Regions from separate parts of the Mus musculus genome. Here region 2 is linked to region 1. Evidence: chromatin loops called from intact Hi-C (ENCODE). Cell type or tissue: left cerebral cortex. All regions are shown on one strand. Links, peaks and the distances in the headings refer to the core of each region. The heading gives the core; the rest is flanking DNA.

Region 1 (2,908 bases), core at 175-2,674:
AGCACATGCTTATAACCCTAGCACTCGGGAAGAATTGTTGCCACAAGTTTGAGGCTAGCCCGATGTGGACACATGTTTTAAAAAGGCAATCTATATTCTTTTTTTTTTTTTTAAGTACATTTGTTTGCTTTTGTGTGTGGGCATGCCATGTGGCCTGAAGGTCAGAGAATAGCTCCCTGAAGTCCGTTCTCCCCTCCCATAGTAGGGGTCCCCAGCATTGGGGGTTGCACTCAATTCTTCAAGAATGACAAAAGCATCTTCGCCCACTGAACCCTTTCACTAGTCCGGCATGTTCTTTTATGGAGAACTATCCCCATCCCGTTTTCCCAATCAAAAAGAAAAAAAATTGTTAAGTAATTTTCGTTCCTATGATGTGTTTGCTGAAATGTGAAGTTTGGGTTTGGTCTACAGAGACTGTGTTCATGATAGAGAGAGTGAAAAGTGTCTCTATGTGTGCTAGAAATTTTCTGACAATTTTTCCTGGGAGGTGGAGGTCGGGTTGGAGGAAGGACAAAAGGATGTGCTCTTTGAATTATGGCGCTTTTTAAATTATTATTATTAAATGAAGAGAGAAGTCTCATTTCTCTTTTAGCATTTCTTGCTGTCTCTGACTCTTTAAAATTGAAAGACATGGATAAGTCCCTTGGTGGACCATAATGGCAAAATGCTTGTGGCAATCTTGAAGCCTTTACGGGTTACTAGCCCCTCCGAAGGAGCCTCCTAAAAAGCCCTGGAAGGAGATAGGGCTGGGGTCCTCAGGATCATCTATCTCTCCGTGTACCCGGATGGAAGGTCGCGGAGATTCCCCCATTGGACTCCAGTTCTCAGTGAAGGAGAAAGAACGCGTTCGCCAGCCCTCCATTCAGCCCTCCATTCACGTACGTGTTCTCTGAGAGTGGGCAGCGTCTGAGGATGGGGTACTCGGGGAGTACGGGAGTACGACAGCAAGCATTGGGCTGGAGTGCCAAGTCCGCGAGGCTAAAGTTGGGGTGCAGTAGGAAAGTTAAGATTGAAGGTGCCGCGTGACTCCAGGAAAGTTTTCCTGCTTTTCTGGGCTCTATCCCCAAAGAAGCCCCCTATTACATTGGGGGTCCTTCGCCCCCTCCAGTTGAGGACCAACTGCCCGCCCAAGCTTTGCCAGGATGGGGAGGGGGATTTTAGGCTTCAGCTTCGTATTCCCCGTACTTTTAAGGAATTTTGAAAGACAAAATATTTTGTCTTTCCTCCTCTATGCAGGGGGAAAAATGTAGAAAATGGCAAAGAGGAAAAGAGATGATTCAGGCCTTGCAGAGCCCTGGGTTCTGAGCGGGGTCTACTCGGGCAAGGAGAGGTGCCAGGCCAGGAGTGCTGGTTAGGTTAAACTGTGGGCAAGCTCCAGGGGTTCTGCTTCCCAGTGTTTCCATTACAAATCCCCACTGTCGCGCCTGCGCCTGGCTTTTTACCGGGGATCTATAGCCAGGTCCTCATGCTTGCATCTTCCCAGGACCCAGGACCTGTCATTACTATTTTTAAAAAGCTCTCCCAGGAGTGGCCCTAAGGTTGAGGATGGTAATTTTTTACCAAAGTGACATTTAACTTTTTTGGTCCTGTTATCCAGTTCAGTTATTTTAAATGGGAAAATATTGTGATGTAGCCAAATAACTGTTTGAATTAATATAAATTCAATTGCTTGAATTAATATAAACTTCATTCTTGGGGATGATAGTTCGGAGAGTAAAGGGATTGTTGCATAAACCTAACAAGCTCAATTAGATCCCCAAAACCTATATGGTTGAAGGAGAAAACACCCCCAAGTTGTGCTCTGACTACTATACAGGCGGTGCGGCATGCAGAAACATAATAGATAGATAGATAGATAGATAGATAGATAGATAGATAGATAGATAGATAGATAGATAGATAGATAGATTTTTTTAAAAACCTTTTTATTTGTGTATTTATTTGTTGGTTTCTTTGAGACAGAGTTCCTCTCTGTGTCCTCAACTATCCTGGAACTTTCTCTGCAGATCAGGCTGACCTTCAACTCACAGAAATTAGCATGCCTCAGTTTCCCCAATGTTGGGATTAAAGGCATGCACCATTGGTGGAAAAAAAAAAGCATACCTGGGCCATATGCAATACGCACCTGTCTGGGGAAAAAGGGGCCTTTCTAAGACTGAAGAGTTTGACATCCCCACCCTCAGGTCCCACCTCTCCTCCTTGTGGATGCTGCCTCCCTACAGCCCATTCTGTCTCTCTAAGCAGAAACTCTCTTCAAGGGTCTCTCCAGACCCCTTCTCCTTTCTCCTTGGAAGGGGAATTTGGGAAGGGTCTGCCTGAGGGTGGAGCAGTGTGCAAGGGGTGGTGGCACTTTGGTTGTTTGAAGCAAAGAGCCAAAGGGAAAGAGTAGCTTCCTTCTTTTTTTAAATGTTTATATTTATATTTATTTTTATTTATTTGAATTGGTGGGAGCATGAATGCAGATGCCCTTGAAGACATGAAGAAAGTGTCAGGTTTTCTGGGGAGGCGTTACAGATGGCTATAAGCTGGTGTGGATGCAGAGAATCGAACTCAGGTCCTCTGAGGCATCTCTCCAGCCCCAAGTCCAGTTTTCTAATGGCAGCTCCCTCTATCCTGGCTAATGGCCTTTGAACCCCAGACCTTGACCAATATGGATTTTTGTGGACACACCAGTATACCATGGAAAAGCACGATCCTATTTCTCAGCAACCAGTTTGTCTCCGTGTAGGCATCATCTATCTTGTCAGTCAAAACCTACTTAGTTGTGCAAAAGGACAAAGAAACAAAAGGACACGAAACGGAAAATGGAATTTGGTTGTTCGGCCTGGGCGGACAGCCCAATCCCCAGGGGACTCAGGGATGGGCTGAGAAGGGTTTAGAGCTCATTTCTGAAATCACTGTTGGCCTT
Region 2 (2,908 bases), core at 133-2,632, 150 kb before region 1:
GGAAAGCGAGATTGATTTACGAATCCGAACGCTCCAGTTTTATGGCCGATCACAAATCCGTCAGCGCTCAACTCACGCTGGGAAACTTCCCAACTCAGTTTTCCAATCAAAACCGCTCCGTAGTCTCACCACTTCCCAGGGAGACCCACCAGGCTGACTCCAGGACCCTAGTGGGACTAAGCAGCCTCCGGCCCAGGGTGGCGGGCAAGCAACAGAAGAGAGGGAGTGCAAAGGGCCCAGGGAACTGGGGGAGAGGTCAAAAGATTGGAAGACCTCACTCGGGGGTGGCCACGAGAGATGTGGAAGGAGAGCCCAGGCAGCCGCCAGCTCCAAAATGGTTCAGGTCTGGAAATGAGAAAAGGGGGGGAGGATCTTCCGCCGCGGTGAGACTAGGCGAAAGAACACGTTTGGGGGGACCCCAGCTTTTCCCTTCTATTGTCACCCTTCTTCCTTTTGGTGAACCCCTAATTCTCAGGGATTTTTTAACCGCACAAAACAGCTTATAAAAGTTCTACGTGACTAGGTCTTTGTCACTTGGACCTAGAGAGGGTCCCCGCGATGGACAATCGGCCCGTTCGTTATGTATCTTTACGGGCAGTAGTTGGCCATTATCAACAATATCAAAGTGTCCCAGTTTGCCTCTCTGACCACCCCTTCCTGAACCCCCCACCCCACCCCAGTCCCTCCATTTATGCCACCCGGGGACAAAGAAAAAGCCAATGGCTCCTGTTATTTCTTGTCTGAGACAAGACTCCCCAAATTACAGAAAAGATTTATACAGTGTGAGCAAGGAAGGCCTCACACGCACTCCAGCAAAGCACAGCCTCTTCCTTTCTTAAGGAGAGCAGTTCCTCTTCCCAACTAGAAAGAAAAGGCTTCTCCTCCCTTCCCTCTCCTTCCTTCCACGTGTGCTGCTACTGAGGATATTGAATGCAGAAGATAGAGCGCCAGTCACAGAAAAGGGGTCTTCACTCCAGCTTCCCCCCTTTAGCAAGTCTTCCACTTATCTCTTGACTTGAAAAGTTTCTACCAACTTTGGTTAGCAGGGAAAACGCGCGCAGAGCAACGTGCGAGAGGTCCTCCTTTCAGCTCTCTTACTCTACTGCTTATTGAGGTACACAAGAACTTAGAAAAGGAAGATTGGGGTACGGGAGATAAAGGTGTTTATAAAAACAGCTCCCTAAACAAAGGAACTTCAGAAAATAGTTGAGGGGGGGGGGAGAGAATATGAAGAAATATCTCCAAGATAGTGTCCATGGTGGAAAGCCTTTCTCTCCAGCTCAGGAATTTATTCCTCTGATCTGTGACTGGTGACTGTCTGACCTCTCAGTATTGTATTCTTTAGTTCTCCTTCCCTCAGCTCGCTTTAAAGGAGGCAGAGGGGTGGGGAGAGAGAGAGAGAGAGGGAGAGACAGAGAGGGAGAGAGAGAAAGAGAGAGAGAGAGAGAGAGAGAGAGAGAGAGAGAGAGAGAGAGAGAAGCAAATGGAGTTGGGATGGGGCTGGGGCTGAAGCCAAACCTAGGGAAGGAGCTTTATATAGACAGATCAGCACCAGTACTCCCTACCCACAGGACTTCTGGGCTAACTTAAAAAGACAAAACAAAACAAACAAAACTCTACCTTTCTTCCCAATCCACAACAATAGAAAAATGATACATAAATTCTGAGCTAGCAAAGCATTTGGGGACCACAGTGGGAATAAAGAAGCTAGGAACCCTGAAGAGGTGTGACTTTCCCTCTGGGGCAGGAAGCAAGAGCTAGCACAATGTCCAGTCTCAGAGAGGTCAAGGGGCTTCCGAGGTCATTTTGTGGTTCTAATACCAAGCTAATCGCCTAGAAAACGTGGCCTCTCCATGAACTCTTCCTCCTGCCATCCTCCCGCCTCCAAACTCTCTCTCAGTGAGGCCTCAGGGAAAAGGGGACAGCACATTCAGGTCTAATGCAGAGTCCACCAATTCCCCAGCCTGAGAAGTAAGGCCCCCAGAGGAAGAACAGAGCCCCCAACCCAGAAGCAAAAAGAAAAGAAACTGAACACGGGAGACTCCAGGAGGCCTGGAGTGTGGGGTGCATGGGATTGGGTGGGGGGTAGAACAAAAGAGAATTTCTGCTGCACCTGGTCCTGAGCAGTTTCTTTTTCAATGAGTAAAGATTTATCTAGAATCCCAAACTAGATACAAGAAGAAAACCCAACCAATTCCACTTCTATCAGTTCCAAGGATAGGAGACTCCGTCAAGAACTGGATTCCTTTTTTTTTTTTTAAAGGAGACTTCAATGACAACATCTCACTGGTAAACAGTGTAGACAATCAGGAGTCCCAGGACACAGGCACACACACACACACACACACACACACACACACACACACACACACAGAAGCTCTCCCTGTCTGCATTTTTCAAAACCAGAGAAACACTTCTGAACAGCCTCACAAACAGCCTCTCTGGTGTTTTTCAGGAGCCCTGACACCTCCGTCCTGACCAGTTCAAACACTCTCCAGGTGTCCAGGCCTCTCTCTCCTCTGTCTCCACGTCTCTCCTTTTCTCCCCAAACATCAGTCATCATAAAAGGTAGCAAACCTGCCCAAGCATCCTCCATAAAATAAAACCCCACAAAGATAGTTGAAAAAGAAAGAGGAGGTGAGAGGTTTTCTTTTTCTTTTACTTGTGAAAAGAGCCCATAAAATGATTAAAAAATAAAAAATGAAAAAGCCAGCCCAAGCCAGGGCTTTGTTACCTCTGAGCCTCTTGCCCGCTCTCGCCTGAGCTCCTCTGGTCCCGTTCATGACGAAAGGAAGGCTTCTTCCAAAACTGAGAGAAAAAAGTTTTCAACTTTATGGCTCCAAAATTTTTCCCCCTTGCCGATCCGGAGAGACGGCTAACACTTTTTTCCCCCAACAGCCGGTCTGCG

The links. Hi-C counts contacts between places; a loop is a spot of excess contacts. Peaks named below come from ENCODE experiments on the same cell type or tissue, not always from the same donor. Only the 100,000 strongest peaks of a DNase experiment are listed, where the experiment ranks them.
Region 2: it touches region 1 in a loop (2.3-fold over the local background); 3 of 42 quality-filtered maps call a loop at or near these places.

Annotation. Positions count from the first base shown.
Region 1 is chr11:96,173,595-96,176,502 of GRCm38, reverse strand. No RefSeq gene overlaps it. Among named protein-coding and RNA genes, the nearest start is that of Hoxb13, 19 kb to the left of the region's middle. In left cerebral cortex, for the core only: no CTCF peak of the experiment used is centred there; no DNase peak of the experiment used is centred there.
Region 2 is chr11:96,323,272-96,326,179 of GRCm38, reverse strand. Hoxb3 (homeobox B3) reads right to left here. Exons shown (of 4, transcript NM_001079869.1): 1 at 2,735-2,908. Among named protein-coding and RNA genes, the nearest start is that of Hoxb3, 1.6 kb to the right of the region's middle. In left cerebral cortex, for the core only: no CTCF peak of the experiment used is centred there; no DNase peak of the experiment used is centred there.